Linked DNA regions of Homo sapiens: region 1 is linked to region 2. The links are chromatin loops, found by intact Hi-C in ENCODE. Cell type or tissue: CD14-positive monocyte. All regions are shown on one strand. Each heading gives the region's core, and the rest is flanking DNA. Links, peaks and the distances in the headings are about the cores only. Region 1 has its middle 13 kb from the start of SAT1. Region 2 overlaps APOO (apolipoprotein O).

Evidence for each region. Hi-C counts contacts between places; a loop is a spot of excess contacts. Peaks named below come from ENCODE experiments on the same cell type or tissue, not always from the same donor. Only the 100,000 strongest peaks of a DNase experiment are listed, where the experiment ranks them.
Region 1: it touches region 2 in a loop (1.8-fold over the local background); 11 of 110 quality-filtered maps call a loop at or near these places.

Annotation. Positions count from the first base shown.
Region 1 is chrX:23,787,825-23,803,844 of GRCh38, reverse strand. No RefSeq gene overlaps it. Among named protein-coding and RNA genes, the nearest start is that of SAT1, 13 kb to the right of the region's middle. In CD14-positive monocyte, for the core only: no CTCF peak of the experiment used is centred there; no DNase peak of the experiment used is centred there.
Region 2 is chrX:23,836,527-23,852,546 of GRCh38, reverse strand. It overlaps APOO (apolipoprotein O), which reads left to right. Exons shown (of 9, transcript NM_024122.5): 8 at 12,170-12,234. The coding sequence ends at 12,205. It also overlaps the pseudogene RPL9P7. Among named protein-coding and RNA genes, the nearest start is that of SAT1, 61 kb to the right of the region's middle. In CD14-positive monocyte, for the core only: no CTCF peak of the experiment used is centred there; DNase peaks (open chromatin) are centred at 7,636, 7,966 and 8,886; H3K4me3 peaks cover 2,071 bases; H3K27ac peaks cover 3,484 bases.

The DNA of each region.
Region 1 (16,020 bases), core at 4,641-12,640, 50 kb after region 2:
GCCAACATGGTGAAACCGTCTCTACTAAAAATACAAAAAATTAGCCGGGCATGGTGGCGGGTGCCTGTAATCTCAGCTACTCAGAAGGCTGAGGCAGGAGCTTCACTTGAACCCAAGAGATGGAGGTTGCAGTAAGCTGAGATGTCGGCACTGCACTCCAGCCTGGGCAACAGCAGTGAGACTCCATCTCAAAAAAAAAAAAAAAAAAAAAAAGTTTAATATGTTGCTCATTTCTCAGCCCTTGCTGTTCAGCACATTTTCCCCACAGGTTCTGACAACTCTGTTTTTTTTCCTGCTCGCTTTCCTTGTCCTACTTGCAAATCATGTGATTCTACTTTTCAGTGCTTTCTCTTTCTCTTCATCTTCCTTATCCTTTGGACTCTTCATTAGGGCTTGTTTTGGACTTTTTCTAAAACAAAGCACTAATAATGAAAACCTTTCCTAAAAGTTGTTAGGGTACTGTATGCAATGTATACTGGGATAATTGGGCCTGTTACCCTAGGAACCACCCCAGACTGCCCCCTAAGAGTATAGGTGGGAGTGTACAGATTGTGATGATGATATGATTCTGTTTTATAAAATGAAAGAAGTTAGACATGAATCCAACAGCATCAGCCACAACAGCTTCAAAAAGAAGTCTTCCATATAAATAATTCATATTAAAAGATTTTTTTTTCAGTTAGAATAAATAATCCCCTTCTAAACCTTTAAATCATCCAGAAAACATATTTGATGTTTCTGTCCCCAAGTATATACGTGTGTTTTATTTTTTATTTTATTTTATTTTTTGAGACGGACTCTCGCTCTGTCACCCAGGCTGGAGTGCAGTGGCATGATTTTGGCTCACTGCTACTTCTGCCTCCTGGGCTCAAGTGATTCCCCTGCCTCAGCCTCCCAAGTAAGTGGGATTACAAGTATGTGCCACCATGCCTGGCTAATTTTTATATTTTTAGTAGAGATGGGGTTTTACCATGTTGGCCGGACTGGTCTCAAACTCCTGGCCTCAAGTGATCCGCCTGCCTTGGCCTCCCAAAGTGCTGGGATTACACGTGTGAGCCACCGCACCCAGCCTATATGTGAGTTTTATATTCTTTGTTTATTTTCAGTACTCAAATAGTAAAGGCAAAGGTTTATCTGAGTTCTGATGATAGCTTCCTTAACAGGAAATGAAACTGCCAATGTTCCACAAAGCAGACAAAGTACCTAATTTGTTGAAAAAAATCATGCTGAATCACCAGAATAAAACTGTCTTAAGCGTAATCAACTGAACATTTGTGTGTAACTATTTTTAAAATTAACTTGCCTTCAAAATTAAATGGCTCTATAGACAGTCATGTAATGGTGTGATCCACAATTTAAAATGTATTTTTAGAATTTCCGACTTACGTGCTGATTAGAAAACCTGCAAGTCACAATCATTTGACATTCTGGAATAGGGCAGTTGGAGTTGGAAGTGGGAAGAAAAGTCACTGGAAAATTTTAAGAACAAAGTAATGTTAGGCCATATATACTACTTTTTATTTCTGTATAGTCTGAATTGTTTGTGAACTGCTTTTACTTTAACACGATTAGAAAATTGCATAGCTTTACACACTGTCAAAGGTTTTTGGAGGGCTTGTTTTTATTTATATTTATATTTATATTTATTTATTTATTTATTTTTGTAGAGACAGGGTCCCACTGTGTTGTGCAGGCTGGTCTTGAACTCCTGGCCTCAAGCAATCCTCCTGCTTTGACCACCCAAAGTGCTGGGATTACTGGCGTGAGCCACTGAGCCTAGCCTTGTTTTGTTTTTTAATTTTATTTATTTTTATTTTTATTTTTGAGATGGTGTCTCGCTCTGTCGCCCAGGCTGGAGCACAGTGGCACGATCTCGGCTCACTGCAACCTCCACCTCTCGGGTTCAAGCGATTCTTCTGCCTCAGCCTCCCGAGTAGCTGGGACTACACGTGTGCGCCACCATGCCCAGCTAATTTTTGTATTTTTAGTAGAGACGAGGCTTCACCATATTGGCCAGGCTGGTCTCGAACTCTTGACCTCGTGATCCGCCTGCCTCAGCCTCCCAAAGTGCTGGGATTAGAGGCATGAGCCACCACGCCCAGCTTGTTTTGTTTTTTTAAGTAACTACTTTGTTAGTTGATTATTTGGTTTACCTCACAGTCTTCCAAATTACTTTTTAGTTTTATTGGTTTTTAAAATTTTAAATTGAGACGGGGTCTTGCCATGTTGCCAAAGCTGGTCTCGAACTCCTGGGCTCAAGCGATCCTCCCACCTTGGCCACCCAAAGTGCTGGGATTACAGGCATGCGCTGCTGCACCTGGCCTACTTTTTATTTTTATTTTCATTTATTTATTTAGTTTTTTTAAAGACAGGGTCTTGCTCTGTCACCCAGGTTGGAGTGCAGTGGGGCAACAATAGTAGCCTCAAACTCCTGGGTGCAAGGAATCTTCCTGCCTCAGCCTCCCAAGTAGCTAGGACTACAGGCATGTGCCACCATGCCCAGCTATTTTCTTAATTTTTTGTAGAGACAGAGTCTTACTATGTTGCCCAGACTAGTCTCAAATTCCTGGCCTCAAGCAGCCCTCTCACCTTGACCTCCCAAAGTGCTAGGATTACAGGGAAGAGCCGCTGCACCCAGCCCCAAATTACTTTTTAGAATATATGCTTTATCACTTTGCTCACTTTACACACATGAGAAACACTTTTTACTAGAGAAACACACTTTTCTACTAGAGAAACTGGAAAGCAAAATACTAGAATTCCCAGACTCCCTTACAGCTAAGGGTTGCCAGGTGACACATTGCAGCCAATGAAATGTAGGTGGAAGTGCTTGGAGATGGCTTTCTTCAGAATTTAAAAAACAAAAAAAGGCCAAGCAGTATGAGGAAAGGCTGTGATTTTTTTTACCTGCTGCCTTCCGCCATTTCCCTGTGTAGAATGGACACATTGCAGGAAGCGACATTGAGCTGAGAGCTGAGGGGTCGGGCACGGTGGTTCACACCTGTAATCCCAGCGCTTTGGGAGGCGGAGGCGGGAGGATCACCTGAGGTCTGGAGTTCGAGACCAGCCTGGCCAACATGGTGAAACCCCCGTCTCTACTAAAAATACAAAAAATTAGCTGGGTGTGGTGGCAGGCACCTGTAATCCCAGCTATTTGGGAGGCTGAGGCGGGAGAATCGCTTGAACCCAGGAGGCGGAGGTTGCAGTGAGCCGAGATCACACCACTGCACTCCAGCCTGGGTGACAGAGTGAAACTCCGTCTCAAAAAAAAAAAAAAAAGGTGCAAAGAATGTGATTTCTGGTGTACTATACATTATGCACATGGCTTACATCTATTTTTTTCTTTTTTTGAGACAGTCTTGCTCTGTCGCCCAGGCTGGAGTGCAGTGGCATGATCTCGGCTCACTGCAACCTCTGCCTCCTGGGTTCAAGCGATTCTGCTGCCTCAGCTTCCTGAGTAGCTGGGATTACAGGTGCCCCCCCCCCCACCACGCCCTGGTAATTTAAATCTATTTTTATTGCTTCAGAATCTTGGCACAGCTCATTTAGCTTGTTCGGTTAATGGAAAGTGCCTGTTCTATAACTTAATGACAAAGCCATTCCTTACTATCAAACCAATCAGCCAAATCAGACTAACTTGTAAACGATTGTGCAGACCAGACATGGTGGGTCATGCCTGTAATCTTAGCACTTTGGGAGCCTAGGTGGGCAGATAGCTTGAGGCCAGGGGTTCAAGACCAGCCATGAGCAAGATGGCGAAACCCCGTCTCTACAAAAAAAAAAAAAATTAGAATAAAAATATTAGCCAGGCATGGCGGCGTGCACCTGTAGTGCCAGCTACTCGGGAGACTAAAGTGGAGGATCACTTGAGCCTGGAAGGTTGAGGCTGCAGTGAGCCATGATCTCGCCACTGCACTCCAGCCTGAGTGACAGAGTGAGACCCTGTCTCAAAAAAAAAAAAAAAAGCAATTTGTCATCTGGATTAAACAGCTGCCATTTTTTTTTCTTTTCTTTTTCTTTCTTCTTTTTTTTTTTTTTAACCAAAGCTCTCTTTTTTCAGGTCTTGAGAAAGCAAATTGTCCCAAACTTAATCTGGAAGAGAACTTTTAGGGCTGAGGTAGTTTACAGTCTGTTCCGGGACGTAATCAGCAATCCTGATGTAATGTTTGAGTAATCTTTTTCTGGAAAGTTATGGTTTCCCCCCAGCTGCCTGGCTGCTGAGACTCTGTAACCCATAGTTCATTGTATCACTTTTATCTCTACCAAGAAAGCAGTCTTCAAACTGACTTGCTGAGGAGCTTCTTTCTTTGTGAAACTTGAAATAAAACCCCAGTACATGCTCCTACCTAAGTAATCTGAGAAGGGGTCTCAACTCTCTGGGAACTCTTCCCTTGAGAGCTGTACATTCCTGAATTATTCTTTGGTTTGGTGCCCAGAGGTTTTTACACCTTGGGGGTAGCACCCTCTGCTAAGATTCAGGGTAGGTTAGGGGTACACCTTTCTTTAGTAAGGTGGGAGAAGGGCATTCATTTATTTATTTTAGGGACAGGGGTTTCACTGTGTTGCCCAGGCTGGTCTCAAACTCCTGGGCTCAAGCAATCCACCCACCTCCTCCTCCCAAAGTGTTAAGAGTACAGCCGAGGCCAGGCACGGTGGCTCACCCCTATAATCCCAGCAGTTTGGGAGGCCAAGGCAGGTGGATCACCTGAGGTCAGGAGTTCGAGACCAGCCTGGCCAACATGGTGAAACCTCATCTCTACCAAAAATACAAAAATCAGCAGGTGGTGGTGGCAAGCACCTGTAATCCCAGCTACTCAGGAGGCTGAGGTAGGAGAATCACTTGAACCTGGGAAGTGAAGGTTGTAGTGAGTCGAGATTGCACCACTGCACTCCAGGCTGGGCAACAGAGCGGGACTCTGTCTCAAAAATAAATAAATAAAAAGAGTGCAGCTGTGAACCACCCCATCTTGCCAGGAAGGGCATTTATGAAAGAGGAGAGAGGCAAGAGGAGCCAAGTGTGACCTCCTATTATTATTATTTTAATTTTTTTTCTTTTTTAGAGACAAGCTCTCACTCTATTGCCCAGGCTGGTCTCAAACTCCTGGGTTCAAGGGATCCTCCCGCCTTGGCCTCCCCAAGTGCTGGGATTACAGGTATAAGCCACTGCGCCCAGCCCAAGTGTGACCTCTTAACCTCAGGAGCATTTTCAGGTAGACCATTTCTGGAAAGAGTATATATAGAAGTTGAGGTTTGGAACCCAAGTTCCTTAAAACTCAGTACCTTGGAATCCTCTTGTATACCTCAAGCAACAAATGTTTCCCAGTTTGATGGCCCTAAACTAGATGTCTCTCTCCTATATGCTTGGGGCAGAGGCTTATATAAATGACCTAGAGAGTAACTTATCAGAGATGATGTCAAGTGATTATTCTGAAGGCCCTTGGAGCAGCATCCTTCTACATCTTTTCTAATTTCCCCAAAGTCCGCTCTTCTCAGTTCCAGAGAGATCATATGGTGCCCATTAAAAATAGTCTTTAGAGACTGGGCGCGGTGGCTCATGCCTGTAATCCCAGCACTTTGGGAGGCCGAGGGGTGGGGGCGTGGATCACCTCAGGTCGGGAGTTCGAGACCAGCCTGGCCAACATGGAGAAACCCCGTCTTTACTAAAAATAGAAAATTAGCCAGGTGTGGTGGCGCATGCCTGTAATCCCAGCTACTTGGGAGGCTGAGGCAGGAGAATCGCTTGAACCCAGGAGGCGGAGGTTGCGGTGCGCTGAGATTGCGCCACTGCACTCCAGCCTGGGCAACAAGAGCGAAATGCCATCTCAAAAAAAAAAAAAAAAAAGAAAAGTCTCTAGAAGGCAGGCCTTGATTGAGTAGACTTGAAAGAAACAAGCTGTTCTGAATCTGTCCCCTAGGGGTTGGAGCATAAGAAACCTAAGGGTTTGTTTTCAAAGGTAATTCTAGAAAAGTTATCATCTGAATCAAGACTTGTGTATATTTCATTAGAAGAAAGGCATATTCTTTAAAAGAATACTTTTGGTTTTGGCTTTTATCACTTGCAAATGTCAACTTTAAATTCTCACTTCTTCTCTTGGTCCAAATGTTATGGAAATGTCATTCTTTCCTACAAGTCATTACCAGGAAATACTTAGGTCTTAAAAGGTACCTTGGGCTTTTCCCCACTGAGTTGTAGTTAGAAAGAATAATAAACATCATGAAATTCAAACCTAGGACAATATACCCGGAAAAATACTAACACAATAACCTGGGCTGCAAAACTTGTTTAGCAAGTTTCAACTGGAGGTTAATTAAAATCGGCTTGGAAACCTCTTAAAATACAGACTGGCATGTAAACCACACACACGCAGCACCACCTAGATTCTTCCCTCAGGAGCTTTCTCCTCTCCACTTCCCTGGATTTCTGTGGGAACGTTTCCCCAGAATTCCATCCGGTCTGGCGGAGACCATGGTGCCCCTGAGCATAACACAAGCCTTTTTCTCCCATCTCAGGGGAGGACCAAGAGGACGGTGGATAGACAGGCCCCTCCTTCGCAGTTCTAACAAACAGTACCCCGACATTCAGCTCCTTAAGCCTTTGAGCCCTTTTGGAAAGTGGGGTGGTATTGGAGTGGGGGGGTCAGGGCGAATGGAGGATTGAAAGAATTTCCCCCAGTGTTACATGTTTTTGGCCAGGCACAGTGGCTCATGCCTGTAATCCCAGCACCTTGGGAGGCTGAGGCAGGTGGATCACTTGAGGCCAGGAGTTTGAGACCATCCTGGCCAACATGGTGAGACTTAGACTTCATCTTTACAAAAATTAGTCAGGTGTGGTAGCATGTGCCTGTAATCCCAGCTACTCCAGAGGCTGAGGTGGGAGGATCACTTGAGCCTGGGAGCTCAAGGCTGCAGTAACCTGTGATTGTGCCACTGCACTCTAGCCTGGGCGACAGAACAAGACCCTGTCTCAAAAAAAAAGAAAAAAAAAACAGAGGAGTTTAAGTGACAGTGTTCTGGACAGGACAAGAGAGCGTGAAGAGGTCAAAGGCAGAACAGGAGAAGGTAGAAATGCCGCCTGACATTGGACTTGCCCGTAAGAGGCTATTGAACTGGCCAAACATTCTCAGACCTTAGCTGTGTATTTCTTCCGAAGTTCCTCAGGTTACCGCTATTATTCCTTTTGTCTGGGCTTGTTTGGAATGATTGTCAGCTAACACTCCGTTGGTGGATAAGCATCTGTGAGATGTGCAGGAAACAAGGCCGAGTATAATTATAACATAATTCTATAACAACATTGCCCAAGACTGCCTCAGTACTATATGCCAGAGTACATCATGACTATCTTGCTGACAGGCATTTGGATGGCGATTAGTGTTGGATCCCGTCTGGGAATCAGGCTTGAAGCCAGAGAAACTGGAAAATGATTTTTGTCTTTTAACTCCTTGGAGGCCTGTGTGGAAAATTCAGGAGAGCACATTTTTGTTTCTAGCAACAGAACTCAAACGTAATTTGGCCAGGCATGGTGGCTCATGCCTGTAATCCCAGCATTTTGGGAGGCCAAGGCAGGTTGGGTCACTTGAGGCCAGGAGTTCGAGACCAGCCTGACCAACATGGAGAAACCCCATCTCTACTAAAAATACAAAATTAGCCGGGCGAGGTGGTGCATGCCTGTAATCCCAGCTACTCCGGAGGCTGAGGCAGGAGAATGGCTTGAACCCGGGAGGCGGAGGTTGCCATGAGCCGAGATTGCGCCATTGCACTCCAGCCTGGGCAACAAGAGCGAAACTCCGTCTCAAACACTTGCCTTGCCTCAAATCTGCTGTGGAGGCCAAGGGAAATCTTTCCCTTCGCCTTCTGACGGTTCACTGGAATATCAACTGACAAAAGGCAGATTAGTAGAAGAAATGGCATACAAATTTATCAATGTTCACGGAGGGAAATCACAGAGTGATTACTGCAACCCATCCTCCAGGGGGTACAGAGGTTTATATACCATCTTGAGGTTACAGAAAGAATGGGGCTTGGTAGCTGGGTGTGGTGGCGGGCACCTGTAATCCCAGCTACTCGGGAGACTGAGGCAGGAGAATCGCTTGAACCTGGGAGGTGGAGGCTGCAGTGAGCCGAGATCACGCCACTGCACTCCAGCCTGGCGACAGAGCTAGACTCCGTCTCAAAATAAAATTAATAAATAAAAATAAAAGAATGGGGCTTGGATCCTGGCAAAACAGGTTGGAGGAGAAGTCCTCTTCTAACCTGTTTAGGGGGAGAAGAGGAGGCCTGGCTAGCAAAGTGGGTCTTGTTATGTAGATCAAACCTCACAAGTGGTAGCCCTTTTTCAGGCCTCCAAAGGCCTCCAAAGGCGTCAGACTCTCAGTCAATCTTTCCTAGATCCGGACAAGGGAGGGCCTCCGAGAAAGCAGGGCTGCATCAATGCGGATTTTCTCTACACATACAAAGCTCCACAAAAGGCAGCTTTGCAGCTATTCTCGTATTTCCAGCCCTTCTGAATAGCCATCTTGAAATACGTCAAAGAAGTATGTTTTGGGGTGAAACATGTTGGCTTCCTTCACTGGTCTTTTGTGGAAGTGTCGAATTTTCTTGCAGAGCTGGCAGAGACGTGTTGAGACAGGGAACAGTGGACAGGAAGACTGCATTCTCCCTGTTCCTCGACACCGAATCTAAGCACAGGCAAGACCTTTTCCAGGTTTCAAAGAAACAGTCTTAGCCCTAAAGCACCACCAGTGTTTAATGAGGAAACACTACCATGAATGGTTAGTGAGACTAGACCATGAGTTGTAGTTCGTGAGGTATATGTGCAACCCGGCTACCCAGTTCAGATCTCAATCCTGTTGCCTCCTGGTTGTATGACATAAAATAAATTGATTTGTGCTGGGCATGGTGGCTCACGCCCTTAATCCCAGCACTTTGGGAGGCCGAGGCCAGTGGATCACTTGAGCCCAGGAGTTTAAGACCAGCCTGGGCAACATGGCAAGACCCGTCTCTGCCAAAAAAATACAAAAATTAGCCAGGAGTTTGGTGGCATGCACTTGTGGTTTCAGCTACTCAGGAGACTAAGGTGAGAAGATTAATTGAGCCTGGGAGGTTGAGGCTGCAGTGAGCTGCGATCACACCACTGCATTGCAGCCTGGGTGAGAGAACAAGACCCTGTCTCAATAAAATAAAATGCAATAAAATAAGATGGGCCTGATCCAGTGGTGTGCTGCAACCTGCTCCTTCTGGCTTGGGAGAACCTATTGTTAAATATTCAGGAATTTTGTCAGCCAGTTGCTAAAACCTTTGGTACACCCTTAGCGGATGTATTCACACCATGGAAATCAGCCAGTTCTACAAATCAAGGATACCCCACCTCCAGCTGACTTACTAGCATACCACTGGAATACCCTACAATATTGTTATGGGCATTCATGAAATAAAACCACAATGTCTGGCACATAGTAGATGCTCAGTGTAGTGTTACTATAAATATGTCACATAGAATATATTAATAATGTATATCTGCCAGGCACAGTGGCTCACGCCTGTAATCCCAGCACTTTGGGAGGCCGAGGTGGGTGGATCACCTGAGGTCAGGAGTTTGAGACCAGTCTGGCCAACATGGCGAAACCCTGTCTTTACTAAAAATACAAAAAAAGTAGTTAGGCATGGTGGCACATGTCTGTAATCCCAGCTACTCAGGAGGCTGAGACAGGAGAATCGCTTGAACCCAGGAGGCAGAGGTTACAGTGAGCCGAGATCACGCCATTGCACTCCATCCTGGGTGACAGAGTGAGACTCTGTCTCAAAAAAAAAAAAAAAAAAAAAAATCCCAGCACTTTGGGAGGCTGAGGCGGGCACATCACGAGGTCAGGAGATCGAGACCATCCTGGCTAACACAGTGAAACCCCATCCCTACTAAAACTACAAAACATTAGCCGGGTGTGGTGGCGGGCGCATGTAGTCCCAGCTACTTGGGAGGCTGAGGCAGGAGAATGGCGTGAACCCGGGAGGTGGAGCTTGCAGTGAGCCGAGATCGCGCCACTGCACTCCAGCCTGGGCGACAGAGTGAGACTCCGTCTCAAAAAATAAAAAATAAATTAAAAAAAAGATGAAGTTTGTTTTTATTCTCATAAATGAAGAAAAGCCAGAATCTAATTCAATTTCCTCTGACTCCAAGTCAAGTGTTCACCAGACCCAAACTGCCTCTGGACCACGTCTCTGCAAACAGATTTGTTGTTGTGGATGTAGCTGTTTTGAAGCCATTTTTATTGTTGCTGTTGTTATTGATTCACTGGATAAAAGAAAGCAGTATAAACAAACACTGAGGTGGAAGAAGACAGTGTTGGCCCACAGCTGGTGGAACACTTCCTCAGGAAAGCCTGGAGTGAATGCCGCCACTCTCAAGCCCCACTTTTAAAAGGATCTCCCTGCTGTGCCTGTGTTATTATCAAAACAGAGAACTGTGAACACCACCTGCTCCCAATAAATGTTGTTTCCCCTGGGAACCGCTGAAGCTCAGAATTACCTAGCCATTGATGTCAGGTCTGGGGGAGGAAATGTACTAGATGAGCCTGGGACAACTTAAAAGGGAAGAAGTTAACAAAGGCTTCTGGGGTCGAGTCCAAAGGACTCAATTCTGGAGCCAACTTGAAGAAGCTTTCACTGGACAATTAGGGAAATCTGAGCTTCAATAAGAAAAAAATGGCAAGTAATTAAGACACAGGAAATGCTAAGAGTCCTTGAGTTAATAATGATACTTCAGGCTGGGCGCGGTGGCTCATGCCTGGAATCCCAGCACTTTGGGAGGCTGAGGCGAGAGAATTGCTTGAGCTCAGGAGTCCAAGACCAGCATAGGCAACTTGGTGAAACCCCATCTGTATATTATTTTAAAACATAATAATGCTACTTGAAAGGAAAAAAGCCTAATTGGAAGATGCTGGGGGGCACTAAATTCATTCTTTTGAAAACTAGTAAATAAAAGGGAGTAATTAAGCATTTATTCTGCCTCTTCTGGGTGAACTGTGTACCTCAAGGTAACAAAATGTAAGATGGGGGAAAGTTATCTTATTTTAATAATAATAATTATTTTTTATAGAGACGGGGTCTCATTATGTTGCTCAGGCCGGTCTTGAACTCCTGGGCTCAAATGACCCTCCCACCTCGGCCTCCCAAAGTGCTAGGATTACAGGTGTGAGCCACAGCACCTGGGTGGAAGTTCTCTTTATAGAAGTATTCTAGGTGATAAATAAAGAAGGAATGATAGAATGTCACCATTTTGCAAGTCCTAATGAATCAGCAGACCTGAGTATTGCTATTAACAACGGCTAGCAGCACAGAGAAGACCAGGCATTATTTGCTTCTTGAGGGGAAAAACATCACCTATGAAATATTCTTGCCCAAAACTCAAACTTGAATCTGATCAAGTCTTATCTCTAATGCCTTTGGCACTTTTTTTTTAACCTAACAAAAGCAGGCAGTATTGTATACTGGTCATAGCAGGATTTTTCAAACTTGAGTAACACAGACTCCTTTTAAAAGAAAAAGAATTATCCGGCCGGGCACGGTGGCTCACGCCTGTAATCCCAGCACTTTGGGAGGCTGAGGCGGGCAGATTGCCTGAGGTCAGGAGTTTGAGACTAGTCTGGCCAACATGGTGAAACCCCATCTCTACTAAAAATACAAAAAAATTAGCCAGGCGTGGTGGCGTATGCCTGTAATCCCAGCTACTCGGGAGGCTGAGGCAGGGGAATCGCTTGAACCAGGGAGTTGGAGGTTGCAGTGAGCGGAGATCGCACCACTGCACTCCAGCCTGGGCGACAGAGCAAGACTCTGTCTCAAAAAAATAGAAAAAAAAAAAATTCTCACAGACCCTCAGTGGTGTTTGAAATTATTTTTATTACTATAATTATACACTAGATGTGAATATTTTGTGTTTACTGCTCCTCTATAACTGTAAAACCAGTATCCATTTATAAATATAATACAAACAAAATTACCAAACTAATAACATTCACATGAACAATGCTGATTTAATGCGATGGAAGATGTTTTTCTGTAATGAAGTTGCTGCTTGCAAAGGAACATGGTACTGACTGCTTGGGTGGATATTCTTTGATTTCAGCACTGTATGGAGTGAGATGACAATTCTGCCTTGTTTTCCAAAAACTTTTGAGAAGGTTCGTCTTTAGGCACTGTGATATGACTTCACTTGGTTTTGCTTGGCAAGAGCCAAGGTGAACAGCATAAACACAAACTGAAATGGTTGTACTAACAATTGTGACTAAGATTCAGTTATAAGCTGCAAGCTGCTTATCCAGATATCAGTGGGTCTCAACCCTGACATCACTTTTTTTTTTTTTTTTTTTTGGAGACAGAGTCTCACTCTGTTGCCCAGGCTGGGAGTGCGTGGTGTGATCTCGGCTCACTGCAAATTCCACCTCCCAGGTTCAAGCGATTCTCATGTCTCAGCCTCCCAAGTAGCTGGGTTTACAGGTGCATGCCACCACGCCTGGCTAATTTTTGTATTTTTTGTAGAGGCAGGATTTCACCATGTTGGCCAGGCTGGTCTTGAACTCCCAACCTCAAGTGATCTATCTGTCTCGGCCTCCCAAAGTGCTGGGATGACAGGCGTGAGCTGCTGCACTGGGCCCCTGGCATCACTTTGGTATATGCATAAAAACAGAAGTAAATTAGAAATCTCTTGGGCCGGGCGCGGTGGCTCATGCCTGTAATCTCAGCACTTTGGGAGGCCGAGACGGGCGGATCACGAGGTCAGGAGATCAAGACCATCCTGGCTAACACGGTGAAACCTCGTCTCTACTAAAAATACAAAAAATTAGCCAGGTGTGGTGGTGGGCGCCTGTAGTCCCAGCTACTCGGGAGGCTGAGGCAGGAGAATGGCGTGAACCCGGGAGGCGGAGCTTGCAGTGAGCCAAGATCACGCCACTACACTCCAGCCTGGGGGACAGAGTGAGACTCCATCTCAAAAAAAAAAAAAAAAGAAATCTCTCTCAGGATGGGGCATTAGTATTTTTACAGTGCTTTCTAGGCCATTCTAATGTGTAGCCCATACTGAGAATCACTGCTTTTGATTATCCAGAAAATGCTTATACTGATTATTCTTTGCAGTAGAATCACACAGAAACACCATATTCAATCATTCTTATAGAAACTGTGAGGTCCTGTGAGACTATGGCAGGAAGCCCCAGGGGTTTGAGAAATTGGTTTGGAGCTTGATTCCCAGGTCTAGTTGTGTGGCCTTGGGCAACTTAACTTCTCTTAGGTTTAGTTTCTCATTGTAAAAAGAAACTTATAATTGTACCAATCTCATACAGTCGTTGTGAGAATTAGATGAGATAATAATGTATACAAAGTGCTAAACTGAAAGCCTGGTTCCTGATTAGTGCTTAATAAATGTTAGCTCTTATCACTAGTTTTTTTCTTTTTCTTTTTTTTTTTTTTTTTTGAGACGTAATCTTGCCCTGTCGCTCAGGCTGGAATGCAGTGGCGTGATCGCGGCTCACTGCAACCTCCACCTCCCGGGTTCACGTGAGCCGAGATCGCGCCACTGCACTCCAGCCTGAGCAACAAAAGCGAAACTCTGTCTCAAAACAAACAAACAAACAAACAAACATGGCACCAGTCAAGGAAATAGAATTCTAGGAGCAGACATGGTCACCTGCAGACTCAGAGGAAGGCCATGGCTGTCACAGTCAGTGAGGAAGTTGCTTCACTCCTAGCAGGAGAAGGTGGCTGGTTTCCCAGGGCCTGGCAGTTCCATCAGTTGCTGGTGAGCAGCCACCTGCTTCAGTGAACCGTGATGAGCATCATCCATTCTAGGCCCTGCTGGGTCCCCAGTGGAAAGGAGACTCACAGGAAGGGGTAGAGTGGGTCGAAGGCATTAATAAATCATTAGGTTTCTTCTGAATTGCTTCTTCAGCATTTCTGTAAAAAAGACTCTACTTTCTTTCCCTAGAAAGACTACTGTGTGGAATCTAAGCGGTTGATGATCTTGGACTCTGGTTTTCCATGTTTATCATTGTTTGTTGTTTCTTTTCAGATAATTTCCCCGTAACATGTTTTCTTACTTGCCTGGTGACTTCAAACTTTATAGATTTGCTTTATAGTTCAGTTTTTAAAGAGGTCTCTTTGTAATTGAGTTGAGCTAGTAGTGGGCTAATGCTGTGGTGTTTCAGCTTCTTCTTTTTTTTTTTTTTTTTGAGACAGAGTCTCACACTGTTGCCCAGGCTGGAGTGCAATGGTGCAATCTCTGCTAACTGCAACCTCCACCTCCTGGGTTCAAGTGATTCTCCTGCCTCAGCCTCCTGAGTAGCTGGGATTACAGGGGCCTGCCACCACCCCGGGCTAATTTTTTGTATTTTTAGTAGAGACAGGGTTTCACTATATTGGCCATGCTGGTCTCGAACTCCTGACCTCGTGATCTGCCCGCCTTGGCCTCCCAAAGTGTTGGGATTACAGGCGTGAGCCACTGCTCCCAGTTGGCGTTTCAGCTTCTAAATTTTACAGCTGGCTGGGCGCAGGCTCATGCCTGTAATCCCAGCTCTTTGGGAGGCTGAGGGGGGAGGATCATTTGAGGCCAGGAGTTGGAGACCAGCCTGGGTGATGTAGCAAGACCTCATCTCTACAAAAAATTAAAAAAAAAAAAAAGAAAAGCTGGGCGTGGTGGTGCGTTCCTGTGGTCTAGCTACTTGGGATGCTGAGGTGGGAGGATTGCTGGAGCCCAGAAGGTCGAGGTTGCAGTAAATTGTGATTGCACCACTGCACTCCAGCCTGGGCAATGGAGTGAGAACCTGTCTCAAGAAAAAAAAAAAAAAGAAAACAACTAAAAACAAATAAAAATTAAAATAAATAAAATTTACACTTAAGGGGCTTCTTTAAAGTGGATACAAAACTTCATAAAAGCCTTCATCTTCACAACACTGGGCCTTTAAGGCTAAGTTCTAAGAAAGATGAGGAAACAAAGAGTTATATTGTAACTTGGTGGTTAATTTAATTTATTCCTATATTTAACCACAGTCAGCATGTAGTTGTTTTCCTCTAAGAGGCTCACTTTCCAAAACACAATTTGCAAAATATCTTACTTCTCCACAAGGCTCTTTGTGTTTAGTTACCCTTTCATTTTTGCCAGAGTTTCTCTTATGTAGTTACTTGCCTGCCTAATAGGGCCCCTGGTTGATCATTGACTCTGTAAGCCCATTTTCATGGCATGCTCTCTGAGCCACCAATAAATCCCAAAGCCCTCCTGTATTAAATATAATACAGGGCTACATTTTTATATGTGGCTGCCTTCTAATCTAGGAAGCCATAACAGACACTGATACAAAGGCTTGCAGGACAACATTACCTTTGACTGAGGAGCTCAGTACTGATTTGCTGGAGAACTCAGAGAGATACAGAGCATTGTTTTCAGGTATCTGACTTCTTTTGGAAAACATTTATCTTGGACATTAGTCTACAGTGGTTCTTATCAACTACTGTTTTCATTATTGTGGAAATTAGTCGGTTTAGGAATTTGGGCCAATGTCATGAATAATGAAAGGAGTTCACATATCTAGGGGGAAATGGTCTTTTTCTTTTTCATTTCAGTCCTTAAGAAAGCACTTGTTTACTTCTTTACCCCCTGGCAGTTTTAAGGGCTATTGTTTCTCTGCTCTAAAAATCCGTTGTATTAACACAGGACTACAAATTCACCCTCCAAATGAGATGTTAATTTATCTGATTTATGCTTGTGTCCAACTGGAGCTTTTCTGTTTGCAAATTTCCTGTAAAAAAATGTGTACTTTTTCAGTACACATAGGAGACCCTAATTTCAGTGATCCGCTTTACCTTCAAAATTATCTTGGTCAGGTGCCATGGCTCACACCTGTAATCCCAACACTTTGGGAGGCCAAGGCAGGAGGACCTGAGACCAGCCTGGGCAACTTAGCAAGACCCTGTCTCTACTAAAAATAAAAAAAATTAGCTGGGCATGGTGGCATGCAGCTGTAGTCCCAGTTACTTTTGGGA
Region 2 (16,020 bases), core at 3,769-11,768:
CGCCTCCCGGGTTCAAGCGATTCTCCTGCCTCAGCCTCACGAGTAGCTGGGATTACAGGTACATAGTACCACGCCTGGCTAATTTTTAATAGAGACGGGGTTTAGTATTTTTAGTAGAGATGGGGTTTCACCATGTTGTGCAGGGTGGTCTTGATCTCCTGACCTCGTGATCTGCCCGCCTCGGCCTCCCAAAGTGCTGGGATTACAGGCTTGAGCCACCGTGCCCGGCCAATTGTTTGTATTCTAATCATGTAACAGATGTACTGGCTTTTGGTTGTACATAGTCAGAGAAACTGTGGACACTATGTTTAAAACAGGGTGCTGGCCAGGTGTGGTGGCTCACGCCTGTAATCCCAGCACTTTGGGATGTGGAGACGGGTGGATCACTTGAGCCCAGAAGTTTGAGACCAGCCTGGACAACATGGCGCACCCCCGTCTCTACTGAAAACACAAAAATTAGCCAGGCATGGTGGCACACACCTGTAATCCCACCTACTTGGGAGGCGGAGGCACAAGAATCACTTGAACCTGAGAGGCGGAGGTTACAGTGAGCTGAGATCGTGCCACTGCACTCCAGCCTGGGCGAAAGAGCGAGACTCGGTCTCTAAATACATACATACATACATAAAACAGGGCACTGAAAATTTTTAAATTAGGAATGATGGCACAATTCTTAACGGTATTATTTCCCATGGGGGTATATTACTCTGAAATATCCCAAACAGGTCTGTGGCATTTTGCTGCTCTGCCACATCCCTTTTCCCTCTTACGAAATGATTCTAAATGTTTGTGCTGAGTCTTCTACCAATAAAGTAGTGTTTCAGTCTGTCATCATTGGTTACTTAAGAGGAATTTATCTGCTTCAGTTAAAATGAACTTTTTGTCAGAACTATGAAGCAAAGATAGGTGTGTCCAGAAATATTGTCATCTTGGTACAGTCTAGGGCTTTCTTTTAAGTTACAAGAATATATAACATATGTATAGTTTAAAATCCAACACTATAATGACCATGTACATACCAACCAATTATCTACCTTTAAAACTAGGAAATTACCGTGGGGCGCGGTGGCTCACGCCTGTAATCCCAGCACTGTGGGAGGCCGAGGCAGGTGGATGACGAGGTCAGGAGTTCAAGACCAGCCTGGCCAAGATGGTGAAAACCCGTCTCTACTAAAAATACCAAAAAATTAGCCAGGCATGGTGGCAGGTGCCTGTAATCCCAGCTACTCGGGAGGCTGAGGCAGAGAATTGCTTGAACCTGGGAGGTGGAGGTTACAGTGAGCCAAGATCGCGCCACTGCACTCCAGCCTGCGCGACAGAACAAGACTCCATCTCAAAAAAAAAAAAGGAAATTACCGATGCCTTTCAAGTCTTCCATGGGTCCCCTCACCCCCAAGTCTCCCCAGAGGGAACCATTATCTGGAATTTTATTTCATTCCCTTGTTTTTCTTTAAACTTTTCTTCCAGTTTAACCATATATGTCTGTATTCTGAAATACTATTGTTGAGCCTGCCTGTTTTTGCCTTTATAAAAATATACCAAATTTAAGTCTAAATATACATATTATATATATATAAGTTTATCTAGATGAGTCTTACTACATATTATTTTGCAACTTGTTTTGTTCCCTTAACATTTTGTTTATGGGTTATGTATGGCAGTAGTGTATTCATCTTCACTGCTGTAGACTATTTTCTTTGTGTTGTTGTTGTTGTTTTAATAGACGGAGTCTCACTCTGTTGCTCAGGCTGGAGTGTAGTGGTGCAGTCATGACTCACTGCAACTTCCGCCTGCTGGGTTCAAGCAATTCTCCTGCCTCAGCCTCCAGAGTAGCTAGGACTACAGGCATGCGCCACCATCCCTGGCTAATTTTTGTATTTTTAGTAGAGACAGGGTTTCACCATGTTGGTCAGGCTGGTCTCAAACTCCTGACCTCAGGTGATCCGCCCTCCTCAGCCTCCCAAAGTGTTGGGATTACAGGCATGAGCCACTGCGCCTGGTCATATTTTCTTTATGGGAAAATACCCATGTTGGTGGCTCCTTGGGTGGGTTTCAGTATATTACTATTACAACACAGCATGGCTTCATAATTTGTGAAGAATTTTTCTAGACCAGGGTTCCTGATTCATAGGGTCTGCATATCTTCAGTTTTACTAGATGATGCCAAGTAATTGTTACCATTTTTGCCAGTGTGATGGCTTTAAAAGAGTTTTTCATCATGGAGTATATGTGTATGTGGCTTTACTTTATTTCCCAATTTTCATTTTGAGAAAATTTCAAAACTACAGATCAGGTGCAGGACTAGTACAATGAATATACCCTTCACTTAGATTCACTAACATTTGCTGCATTTGCATAATCTATCTTTTCACCTATGCATGGTGTTCATACACACGAGTATATTTTATTTTCCTGAACCATTTGAGAATTAATTGTAGATATCATTGCATTTTCCATCTGTATCTAATTCAGCATGTATTTCCAAAGAACGTGGACATTCATTTATATGATCACAATACCGTTATTGTACTCAGGAAAGTTGGCATTTCATTATTTACACAAATGTTATCTAATATATAGCCCATGTTCAAATTTCCCTAGTTGCCCCAATAATGTACTTGCCTTAAACAACTTTTGATTTTTTTTTTTTTTTTCGAGATGGAGTGTTACTCTGTCGCCCAGGCTGGAGTGCAGTGGCGTGATGTTGGCTCACTGCAACCTCTGCCTTCTGGGTTCAAGCAATTTTCCTGCCTCAGCCTCGCGAGTAGCTGGGACTGCAGGCGCACGCCACCGCCCCCGCCTAATTTTTGTATTTTTAGTAGAGATGGGGTTTCACCATATTGGACAAGCTGGTCTCAAACTCCTGACCTCAGGCAGTCCACCTGCCTCGGCCTCCCAAAGTGCTGAGATTACAGGTGTGAGCCACCATGCCCGAACTTTTTTTTTTTTTTTTTTTTTTTTTTAAGTCTCTCTTAATCTACAGGCTCCCCTTCCATCTTTTGGAGTTGACTTCCTTACAGTTTATCTGTTAAAACAGTCTGGCACATTTCACCTATAGAGTTTCCAACGGTTTGGGTTTTGCTGATTACACATTTATGCTATAGTTTAACGTGTTCTCTGTACTCCCTGCACATTGGCAGCTGGATGCACGGGCTACTTGAACCAGATCCTGTTTGATCCTTTTGGCAATGCTCTAGATCCACGTAGGCACATAAGTCTGGTTTTTGCTTTGTTTTTATTGGTTTTAGCAGCTGTAGATGCTCAATGCCTAGACCCATTGAATCTTTGGGGGATAGAAATGGTGATATTGGCCGGGCGCAGTGGCTCACACCTGTAATCCCAACACTTTGGGAGGCCGAGGAGGGTAGATCACTTGAGATCAGGAGTTCGAAACCTGCCTGGCCAACATGGTGAAACCCCAGCTCTACTAAAAATACAAAAAAATTAGCCACACATGGTCAGGAGATTGAGACCATCCTGGCTAAGACGGTGAAACCCTGTCTCTACTAAAAATACAAAAAAATTAGCCAGGCGTGGTGGCAGGCGCCTGTAGTCCCAGCTACTCAGGAGGCTGAGGCAGGAGAATGGCGTGAACCCAGGAGGCGGAGCTTGCAGTGAGCTGAGATCCTACCACTGCACTCCAGCCTGGGCGACAGAGTGAGACTCCATCTCAAAAAAAAAAAAAAAAAAAAAATCAGCCGCGCATGGTGGCACGTGCCTGTAGTCCCAGCTACTCAGGAGACTCAGTCAGGAGAATTGCTTGAAGCTGCAAGGCAGAGGTTGCAGTGAGCCAAGATCATGCCACCTCACTCCAGCCTGGTTGACAGAACAAGACTCTGTCTCAAAAAAAAAAAAAAAGAAAAGAAAATGGTGATATTTTGCTTCTATTGTTTCATTTTCTCAAATTAGCTGAAATATTTTGATAAAGAACCCCTTCTCTTATCTACTAGTTACCCAGTTATAGTTTATATAGGAAAAACAAGATAATTACTTGATTTTTTTCTCTTATTTATCCAGTTTCAAAATAATGAATTCATTCCCTTTCCTCAGAAGATCACCTGTTAGTTTTTCTTTAAAAATAATGGCCAGGCACGGTGGCTCACGCCTGTAATCCCAGCACTTTGGCAGGCCGAGGCGGGTGGATCACCTGAGGTCAGGAGTTCGAGACCAGCCTGGCCAACAGGGTGAAACCCCGTCTCTACTAAAAATAAAAAATTAGCCAGGTGTGGTGGCACGCGCCTGTAGTCCCAGCTACTCAGGAGGCTGAGACTGGAGAATCACCTGAACCTGGGCGGTAGAGGTTGCAGTGAGCCATGATCGCGTCACTGCACTCCAGCCTGGGCGACAGAGTGAGATTTTGTCTCAAAAAAATAGGGCCAGACGCGGTGGCTCATGCCTGTAATCTCAGCACTTTGGGGGGCTGAAGTGGGCGGATCACGAGGTCAGGAGATCGAGACCATCCTAGCTAACATGGTGAAACCCCGTCTCTACTAAAAATACAAAAAAATTGGGCGTGGTGGCACATGCCTGTAGTTCCAGCTACTCGGGAAGCTGAGGCAGGAGAATCGCTTGAACCCAGGAGGCGGAGGTTGCAGTGAGCCAAGATCCCGCCGTTGTACTCCAGCCTGGGCAACAAGAGTGAAACTCCATCTCAAAAAAATAATATAAATAAATAAATATATATATATATTTATATAGAGATGGATATATATGTGTGTGTGTGTGTATATATATATATATATAATTATAGGCTGGGCACAATGGCTCACACCTGTAATCCCAGCACTTTGGGAGGCTGAGACAGGAGGATCACTTGAGTCTAGGAGTTTGAGGCTGCAGTGAGCGCTGTGTTCGTACCACTCCACTCCAGCCTGGGTGACAGAGCGAGACCCTGTTTCTTTTCTTTTCTTTTCTTTTTTTTGAGATGGAGTCTCGCACTGTCGCCCAGGCTGGAGTGCAGTGGCATGATCTCGGCTCACTGCTAGCTCTGCCTCCCGGGTTCACACCATTCTCCTGCCTCAGCCTCCCGAGTAGCTGGGACTACAGGCACGCGTCACCACGCCCAGCTAATTTTTTGTATTTTTAATAGAGTCGGGGTTTCACCGTGTTAGCCAGGATGATCTCGATCTCCTGACCTCGTGATCCGCCCGCCTCGGCCTCCCAAAGTGCTGGGATTACAGGTGTGAGCCGCTGCGCCTGGCCAAGACCCTGTTTCTTAAAATAATAAATAAATTAAAAATCATTACGGGTTTATAGATTTAAACATATTTGATAGTTTTGAATGCTTTGTAATTCTTGGTCTTATTAAAGTTCAAACTGTCCCATTTTGCTAGTGGAAGTTGGCTCTGAGTCCTCTTGACATGACCCAAGTAGTCTGTGATAGTTACCTCACTATCTAGCATGTGAAGATGTTCCCAGAATTTCCCATCGTGGTTTTCATTTACATTGCCCTGATTGAGCATCTTTTCACAGGTTTATTGGCTTCTTCTTGAAATGCCTGTTCATGTCTTTTGGCCACTTTTTATATGGGTCATTTGTCCCTTATTGATTTATAAGGGTTCTTTATTTTTTTCCTAGATATTAATAGTTTTGGCCAGATGTTTGCAGATGTCTTTTCTCAATATGGCTTGTCTTTTCAGTTTTGGTGTCTTGATGATCAGAAGAAGTTCTTCATGTAGTTGATTTATTGACCTTTTCCATTATGGTTTTCACTCTTTGACTCTAGGAGCTTAATAAAAGCATGAAATATTTATTGATTGTCCATTGCTAATCCGAAACCCTTTCAGAATAGTCCTAACCCAAGGTCTCAGTATCAGAGATGAAGGCCAGTTGTGGGTGTCAGGAGGTCAGTTGTGGGTGTCAGTCCTCAGGGTCACAGATGGCTCTTTTAGAGTTGTCTTTTTTTTTTTTTTTTTTTTGAGATGGAGTCTTGCTCTGTAGCCCAGGCTGGAGTGCAGTGGTGCAGTGGTGCGATCGCGTTCACTGCAACCTCCACCTCCTGGGTTCAAGCAATTCTCCTACCTCAGGCTCCTGAGTAGCTGGGATTACAGGCGTGCGCCACCACGCCTGGCTAATTTTTGTATTTTTAGTAGAGACAGGGTTTCACCATCTTGGCCAGGCTGGTCCTGAACTCCTGACCTCAAGTGATCCACCCGCCTCAGCCTCCCAAAGTGCTGGGACTACAGGCGTGAGCCACTGCACCCGACTAGAGTTGTCTTTTTTTTTTTTTTTTTTTTGAGATGGAGTCTCGCTCTGTCGCCCAGGCTGGAGTGTAATGGTGCCATCTTGGTTCATTACAACCTCCGCCTTCTGGGTTCAAGCGATTCTTCCGCCTCAGCCTCCCAAGTAGCTGGGATTACAGTCATTCACTACTATGCCTGGCTAATTTTTTTTTTTGTATTTTTAGTAGAGACGGGGTTTCGCCATGTTGGCCAGGCTGGTCTCGAACTCCTGGCCTCAGGTGATCCCCCTGCCTCGGCCTCCCAAAGTGCTGGGATTACAGGCGTGAGCCACCGCACCCAGCTTAGAGTTGTCTTATAATTAGCTAAACACAGCAGTATGTCTCAGTAAATATCATATTTTAGTTTTTCACTAGCTTTTTTTTAATGCAACAAATTACTATCACAGAATTGTACAATGACTGCTGAAGGCCAACACTAATTATTTAAAAGGCAGGAAATTAATAAAGAAGCATAAACCTGTTACCAATGTGAAAACTGAGCAGAACTTCTAAAGCTGAGCTGTTAATAGTTTTATTCAGGCCCTTGCTGGCTCAGCAGGAAAATGAAAGGGAAGCAGCAGCCACCACCCTGAGTAAACATGCCCTGCTTTTTCTTCCTCCATTAGAAGTTCCTCGGCTCTCTAAACATGGCAAAGTTTGGCTGAAAGTAAGTCATGTAGTTTTAAAATGTTCATCTTTGAAGTAAGCTAATCACAGAAGGACAATTACTGCATGATTCTACTTGTATGAGGTATTTAAAATAGTCAAACTCATAGAGGCAGAGAATAGAATGGCGATTGCCAGGGATTGGGGGAGGGAGAGATAGGGAGTTGGTAATCAACAAAGTTTTAGTCAAGCAAAGAGAATAAGTTCTACAGACCCCTTGCACAACACTGTGCCTATAGATAACAGTACCGTATTGTACACTTAAAAATCTGCCAAGAGGGCAGATGTCATGTTAAGTATTCTTACCACTGTATTTTTTTTAAATGACAGCTTGATGGGTTTTCCATAAAGTTATGAGTTTGTGCTTTGTAATTTTTTGCTGTCTAAAATTCTAAGAACTACAGGTATTAGGAAATGATTTTGAAATGATTTTTTCTTTCTTTTTAAAAACACCATTATTTACCAAAATGAAAAGTTAGAAATCCTGAATAATGTCATCTCCTCTTTAGAAAGGAATGCACTCTTGGTATCAGTGGGCAGGATACAGCGTTGTCCAGTGGACTAAGAGGAGCGGGAGCACCAGACTCCTACCCCACCTCTGCCTCTTACTAGCCCTGAAACCTTGGGAAGTTACTCCAGCTCTGTGGGAACTGGCATAGTACCTCCTGGAGCTGTTTTGAGGATTAAATAAGGTTATCTCATGTGAGGAACATATGAAATGGCTGGACTCTAGCCACATGATAGTCATCAACCACCACTCATGTGATACTGCACATTTTCGCTTCTGCCTGAGAAGATAATGTCCACTGATAGAAAATGGAACCATACCCTGTAGTCAGGAATCCTTATGTCATTGTTTTAGTTTTCCATTGCTGCCAAAATAAATGACTGCAAATTTACAGGTTGAAAGTAGTGCAAATGATTATCTTAGTTCTGTGGGTCAGAAGTCCAATTCTAAATCAAGGTGTCAGCAGGGTTGCGTTCCTTTCTAGAGGCCCTAGGGGGGAATTTCTTTCCTGCTCATTTAGATTGTTGACAGAACTCAGTTCCTCGAGGCTGTAGGACCAAGGTCTGTTTTGCTGGCTGAGGGCTGTTTCCAGCTTCCTTCCTCTATTGTCGAAGCCTGCAGCAAGTCGTTTGCAGATCCCCCTTCTGACCTCTTCTTCTGCCTCCCTCTTAGACTGCAGGCACTCTTATGCTTGAATCAAGCCCACCCAGATAATCCAAGATCATCTCCCTATTTTAAGGGCAACTGATTAGTAAACTTAATTCCAATGCAACCTTAATTTCCCTTTGCTGTGTGAGGTAACAGTCACAGGTTCCAGAAATAGAAGACATCTTTGAGGGGCCATTATTCTGCCTACCTCATCAAGTGAACTAGAATTGTGTTGGGGTCTTTAACAGGTCATTTATCCTTACCTTTTATTTTCTTCATCCAAAAAATAAAGTGGCCTGCCATATAGGATAGATAATGTTTATTGAGCACTTACTTGCTGTGAGCTTGGCCCTTGGCGCTAAACTCTTTGCTCAGGAAGAGTCTTTGAGGTGGGTTCTATTATTATCCCCATTTATAAGTGAGGAAACTGCATTTTGGAGAAGTTAAGTAATTGTTGAAAATAATTCAACTGGTGAGGGAGTCAGACATTTCAGTAGGCTGCTGTACCTCAAAGGTTTGGCTGGCTGGCAATCAGCCTTCACATGGCAGGCATACTAATTAGAAATCAGTGTCTTGATTTTCTTAAAAAGTTTTGGTTTTGCTAGCAGAAATTGTCATTTGTGCCCAGGCACGGTGGCTCATGCTTGTAATCCCAGCACTTTGTAGGCCGAGGCAGGCAAATCACCTGTGGTCGGGAGCTTGAGACCAGCCTGGCCAACATGGTGAAACCCTGTCTTCACTAAAAATACAATAATTAGCTGGGTGTAGTAGTGGGCGCCTGTAATCCCAGCTACTCAGGAGGCTGAGGCAGGAGAATCGTTTGAACCCAGGAGGCAGAGGTTACGTGAGCTGAGATTGCGCCACTGCACTCCAGCCTGGGTGACAGAGGGAAACTCCGTCTCAAAAAAAAAAAAAAAAAAAAAAAGAAATTGTCATTTGTGTTCATGGACGTGGTAAGAAAATAAAAACTGAAATCAGATATGTATGAAAATGAGTTACAAAATATTCTAGATAAAACTTTCTCTGTCTGAAAATGCAAAAAAAAATGATTTCTGGCTTGTGCTAAATCACGAACTGTTTTTTGAAGTCAGAATGTTGTTTTGTCTGAGATCCTGGAGTTCTCTGCCAAGAGAGATCTGATTTGTGACAGGGTGGTGGATGGGCTCAATATTTTTTTAATGAGATATTGGACTGTGCTGTTTTGTTATACTATAAGTGATATGTAACCAAACAAGAAAATTTTCCTAGCAACAAAGTTGTTTTCCTGAATCAGAAGAATGCTTTTGTGTGCTCATTTTCTTATTGTCCAAAAGATAAAAAAGCTTGTGAATTTAGCATCTTATTTTTTTGAGATTGAGGTACTGGCGAGTATAGATAGTAGAATATATAAGAATATCATTGGAAGTATTTGGCAAGCAGTATGTTAATTCAGACCTAAACTGTATTTAAGTAGAGAACTAACTTGTTTTTTTGTTTGTTTGTTTTTGTTTGTTTTTGAGATGGAGTTTCACTCTTGTTGCCCAGGCTGGAGTGCAATGGCGTGATCTTGGCTCACTGCAACCTCCGCCTCCTGGGTTCAAGCGATTCTCCTGCTTCAGCCTCCCGAGCAGCTGGGATTACAGGCATGCGCCACCATGCCCTGCTAATTTTGTATTTTTAGTAGAGACGGGGTTTCTCCCTGTTGTTCAGGCTGGTCTCGAACTCCTGACCTCAGGTGATCCACCCACCTTGGCCTCCCAAAGTGCTGGGATTACAGGCGTGAGCCACCACGCCCTGCCGAGAACCACCTTGTTTTTATGCCAGACCCGATTGTTGGACATGATTATCTCACTGGCCCTTATAAGCCTTTTTTTCTCTCTTCTTGTTCTTCATTAGTCTGGTGAGGGACCCAGACATTTCAGTAGGCTGCTATACCTCAAAGGTTTGGCTGGCAATCAGCCTTCACATGGCAGTCATACTAATTAGAAATCAATGTTTTGATTTTTTTTTAAGTTTTAATTTTGCTAACAGAAATTGTTATTCGTGTTCATGGATGTGTTAAGAAAATAGAAACCCAAGCTTTTTTACATTCATCAGATCTCTAAGTTCTACCCCATTCCATTTGTTTGTTTGTTTTGAGACAGGGTCTCACTCTGTTGCCCAAACTGTAGTGCAGTTGTGCAGTCACAGCTTACTGCAGCCTCAACCTCCCTGGCTTAAGTGATCCTCCCACCTCAGCCTCCTGAGTAGGTGGGACCACAGGCATGTGTCATCCCACCTGGCTAATTTTTGTATTTTTTTTAGAGACAGGATTTCAGCATGTTGCCCAGGCTGATCTTGAACTCCTGGGCTCAAGTGATCCACCCGCCTCGGCCTCCTGAAGTGCTGGGATTACAGGTGTGAGCCACTGCCCCTGGCTTTCCATTTGTTTATGCAACAAATATTTGAATAGTGTGTGCTAGGAGGCCCTAGGGATATTGTGCCCTCATGAAGCTTACAGGTTAATGAAAGACTCAAACATGAAAGAAATAATTACACAATCAGGAAGTACATGAGTGCTATGAAAGGGAATAGAAGGTTCTGCTAAATTGAAGGACAGGGTACAAAGAAAGCCTTGATGTAAAGGATGAATAACATTTAGCTAGGCAAAAATTGGGATTGTCTGGTCTCGGTCAGTGGGGTATATTTTGCAAAGGTCTTGTCCCAGTAGGGAGTTTGTCAATTTCGAGCAACAGCAAAAAGGCCTCTGGGTTGTAGGTGGGTGTGTGTTCACATATGGGTATGTGTGTTCGCTTGTGTGCATGCATGTGAGGAGGCAGGGTGGGGAGTGGCTCTGGAGGAGGAGAAGGGCACAGATTCTCAGTCCTGTAGCACTCTTGTTCAGAGCATCAAGTAGACCTGAGAATTGTATGTTGATCATTGGTCCGCCAAGCAGTTCGTATGGCCTTGTTTCCCAGAACTCCATCATCAAGTGGATGTGGTGACCATATACTTTATCATCAAAACCAGGATACTCTTTTTTTTTTTTTTTTTTTTTTTAAACTTCTTTTTCTATGTTGCCCAAGCTGGTCTTGAATTCCCAGGCTCAATGGATCCTCCCGCCTCGGCCTCCCAAAGTGCTGGGATTACAGGCGTGAACCAACATGCCCGGCAAACCAGGATACTCTTGAGAGTGAAAGGGGACACTATTAATTATGTTGGGACAACGGGTATAAAACAGTACTTATAGACCAGTTCTCAGCCACTCCAGGGAGCCCCAAAGTTGCCTAGAAACCATGCTCTGAAATGACAGGGTTAGTCACGTGCTCCTGCTTTCTCACCTTTTCCTCTTCCTTCATCCATGAATAACTCTGAAAGAGGGGCACCAGGAGAAACTGCTCCAAGTCTATACAACAGAATCTTAGCCCCCATGGCCCGCCCAGCTGCAGCCTCCTGTTTTTCAGACTGCCATCTGATCTCTGACTATTAATGTGTTTTCAGAATTAAAGTCTAAAAAACGTATAGAAAAGAAAGTAAGGCCTTAAAAGTTTAGCACGTGAACTTTTCCCACTAGAAGCTTTTCCTACACTGCTTCTTATGGATTACATGGCCTAATTATATGTTCCCGGAGGGCCACTGGGCAGAATGGGTGTGGTCTAACTTCTTTCAGAGTAAACATGTTTTGTGGATTGGCCCCTATGGTGGATAATGGTGAATAATGCATGGAGTAAATACCTACAGGAAGCCTTCCCATAGGTGTAAAACCTTTATTTCAGGAAATAAAAGGAAGATATATTGATTTTTTAATTAGAATCAACTGTTTGGCTGAATCTGCATAATGAGGATTAATGGAGCTTTATTTCCTGCTCTCTCTGCCCAAGTCACTCTACAGTAGGGCCCTCAGAGAGCCCTAGTAACTTCTTCAATTTACTGACAGATGGATCACTTTGCAGTAAAATAATATTTAATGGTCGGTAACTGCGAGAATGTGGGATCTCATTGTCCTCCTCAGCCTTTCTTCAACAACCCCCCAAGTCCTCAATAAAATGGTTTGACCCTGTCCCCCATAATAATTTTTAATGTTCATGTTCAGCCAAATACTCAGGACACTAAGGAGTTGCACTATTTCTTTTCAAACTGCATTCAAGCTCTTTCTTTTGTTTTAAAAGCCAGGAAATGTGAAGAATTCACCTGGAACTAAGTAGAAAACTCCATGCTCTGCCATCTTAATCAGGTAAAAAACAAGAAATTTCTGTGATTATTTTCAGCATTGTAGTGCCAGCTGAAATGACTTGTTTTTAATTAATTTAATTTAATTAATTATAACAGTTTCAATTTGATGTGAAAATATTTTATTCCATCTTTTAGTTTCTGGGCTTAAATGCTGTGACTTACTTATTTGTGTTTGTTCCACTAATGTTACCTGGGTTTTTTAGACAAGCTAGAACCAGACAGTTGGGATTTGTCTACAAATGTATTTCAAACAATTGAAAAGTGTCATTATTCCTTAGGTTTTTTTCAAACAACACTTTATTATAGTAAGTACACTTGTATTTATCTAATACTCAGTGAACACTGGAATGCATGACTGTTACAGAGAGGCTCAAAACACTAGTTATATTGTTTGTGTATATATGAAAAATTGTATAATAGCACTTGTGATTTCCTGGTAATTAGAAGACTGTAATTGAATTTGGAAGCAACCTAGATATTCAACTACAGGAAAATGGCTTAATTATGGTATATCTATAAAGAAGAATATTATTATTCTGTTTCTACAGTATTTAATTGCATGGGAACGTGTGCACAATTATTGTTAAATGAAAAAAAGGTAGTGTGATATGTTTATAGAGGGGATGAAGCCAGGAGATACGACAGAAAGTGTGTATCTTTCAGTGGCATGATGATTTTTATATTTTTTTCTTCTTTATAACTTTCTGTATTTAAAAAATTTTCTGCAATGAGTATGCATTTTATAATCAGAAAATTTTTTGAAAATTGGTGTTACATTTATTGTAAATCATGGCCCTTACTTAAAATTTATGAAAACCCTGAGTTTGAAGGGTCTTTTTTCCTCAAGCTTTCTTTATATTTTTGGAGACCCAAAGAGTCACATAAACTGAGAATTTGAGAGTGGTTATCTGGCCCAACCCCCAGCCTCAAGCAGACTCCCCTGAAACCCTGTATGTTCCTTCTTTTACACCAGCACTGATGGGAAACTCACCCTATGGGGCAGCCATCCTGGGACAATTCTGAGTTTTTGGAAGCTGTTTCCTCTGCTAAGCAAAAATATGTCTCCTTAGTGGTCACAGAAAACAAATCCAGTTCCTCTTTCACAGCATAGCTGTTCATACAGTAACCCAACATCAGTATGTTCTCAGATACAAACTATTACCCGGGGAGCTTGGTAAAAGGCAAAGGGCACCCCAGAATCAGTATCTCTGGTGAATGGGGCCAGATATGCATGGGATGTGCCATTAGAAGGATGACTGGAGGGTGAGCAGCCACAGAGTGACACATGTCCTCTAGAGACTTGACTTTTAATATGGTTATATTTCTCTCTTTTTTTAAATCCCTGTCAGCCAGAATGGATATATTTCTGTACAGGGACAATGAAAAAGACATAGAATAAAGGGAAATTAGGTAAATATCCATTTCAATTTTCAAAGATACTCTGCACCAGAGTTCAGCTTGCTGAAATACACAACCTTGACTTCATTCTTTATTGTTTTTAGATCTTTATTGGAGGAGGTGTAGCTTTTAATTATAAAAGTGATTCGTGTTGGTTGTAAAAAATGTTTTTAGCTAACTGTTTTAAAAGCTTGTCTTGGCCGGGTGTGGTGGCTCACGCCTGTAATCCCAGCACTTTGGGAGGCCAAGGTGGGCAGATCACGAGGTCGAGAGATCGAGACCACCCTGGCCAACATGGTGAAAGCCCGTCTCTACTAAAAATACAAAAAAAAAAAGCCAGGCATGGTGGTAGTTGCCTGTAATCCCAGCTACTTGGGAGGCTGAGGCAGGAGAATCGCTTGAACCCAGGAGGCGGAGGTTGCAGTGAGCCGAGATCGTGCCATTGCACTCTAGCCTGGGCAAAAAGAGTGAAACTCTGTCTCAAAAACAAAACAAAAAAGCTTGTCTTATCCTTTATTCTTTTCTTTTTCTTTCTTTCTTTTTTTTTTTTTTTTTTTTGAGATAGAGTTTCACTCTTGTTGCCCAGGCTGGAGTGCAGTGGAGCAATCTTGCTCACTGCAGCCTCTGAGGCCTCCCGGGTTCAAGTCATTCTCCTGCCTCAGCCTCCCAAGTAGCTGGGATTACAGGCATGCACCACCATGCCCAGCTAATTTTGTATTTTTTAGTAGAGACAGGGTTTTAGCATATTGGTCAGGCTGGTCTCGAACTCCTGACCTCAGGTGATCCACCTGCCTCAGCCTCCCAAAGTACTGGGATTACAGGTGTGAGCCACCACATCTGGCCCCTTTATTCTTTTTTCCAGAGGTAATTTTTGTTAATAGTTTGGTATATCATTCCAGACTTTTAAATATAGATAGATAGATAGATAGATAGATAGATAGATAGATAGATAGATAGGCCGGGTGCAGTGGCTCACACCTGTACTCCTAGCACTTTGGGAGGCTGAGGTAGGTGGATTATATGAGTCTGGCAGTTCGAGAACAGCCTGGGCAATATGGCGAAACCCTGTCTCTACAAAAAATTAAAAAAATTAGCTGAGTGTGATGACGAACACCTGTAGTCCCAGTTACTTGGAGGCTGAGGTGGGAGGATCTCCTGAGCCTGGGAGAAAGAGGTTGCAGTGAGCCATGATCACTCCACTGCACTCCAACCTGGGCAACAGAGTGATACCCTGTCTCAAAAACAAATATATATATTTATTTATATTTAAAATTTATTTATAAATTAAATAAATTTATTTATACATTTATAATATATTCATGCATACATGCATGTTTTTGGTTTTTTGACAAAATGGGATCATATTCCACATATTGTTTTACAAGTTCACAGAAAACTTTCTTTTTACTGTTATTTATCTGGGGGGATGGGATCTTGCTGTGTTACCCAGGCTGGACTTCAACTCCTGGGTTTAGGTGATCCTCCCACTTCACCCTTCTGAGTAGCTGCACAGAAAACTTACTGAAGGCATATAATTGTAATTATATTATCATACATAAAGAAATTAGGCTTTCTTTGCTGCGTCTACTGCGAGAATGAAGACTATTCTCAGCAATCAGACTGTCGACATTCCAGAAAATGTCGACATTACTCTGAAGGGACGCACAGTTATCGTGAAGGGCCCCAGAGGAACCCTGCGGAGGGACTTCAATCACATCAATGTAGAACTCAGCCTTCTTGGAAAGAAAAAAAAGAGGCTCCGGGTTGACAAATGGTGGGGTAACAGAAAGGAACTGGCTACCGTTCGGACTATTTGTAGTCATGTACAGAACATGATCAAGGGTGTTACACTGGGCTTCCGTTACAAGATGAGGTCTGTGTATGCTCACTTCCCCATCAACGTTGTTATCCAGGAGAATGGGTCTCTTGTTGAAATCCGAAATTTTTTGGGTGAAAAATACATCCGCAGGGTTCGGATGAGACCAGGTGTTGCTTGTTCAGTATCTCAAGCCCAGAAAGATGAATTAATCCTTGAAGGAAATGACATTGAGCTTGTTTCAAATTCAGCGGCTTTGATTCAGCAAGCCACAACAGTTAAAAACAAGGATATCAGGAAATTTTTGGATGGTATCTATGTCTCTGAAAAAGGAACTGTTCAGCAGGCTGATGAATAAGATCTAAGAGTTACCTGGCTACAGAAAGAAGATGCCAGATGACACTTAAGACCTACTTGTGATATTTAAATGATGCAATAAAAGACCTATTGATTTGGGGAAAAAAAAAAAAAAAAGAAATTAGGCTGGGGCTGGGCGTGGTGGCTCACGCCTGTGGTCCCAGCACTTTGGGAAGCTGAGGTGGGCGGATCATGAGGTTAGGAGTTTGAGACTAG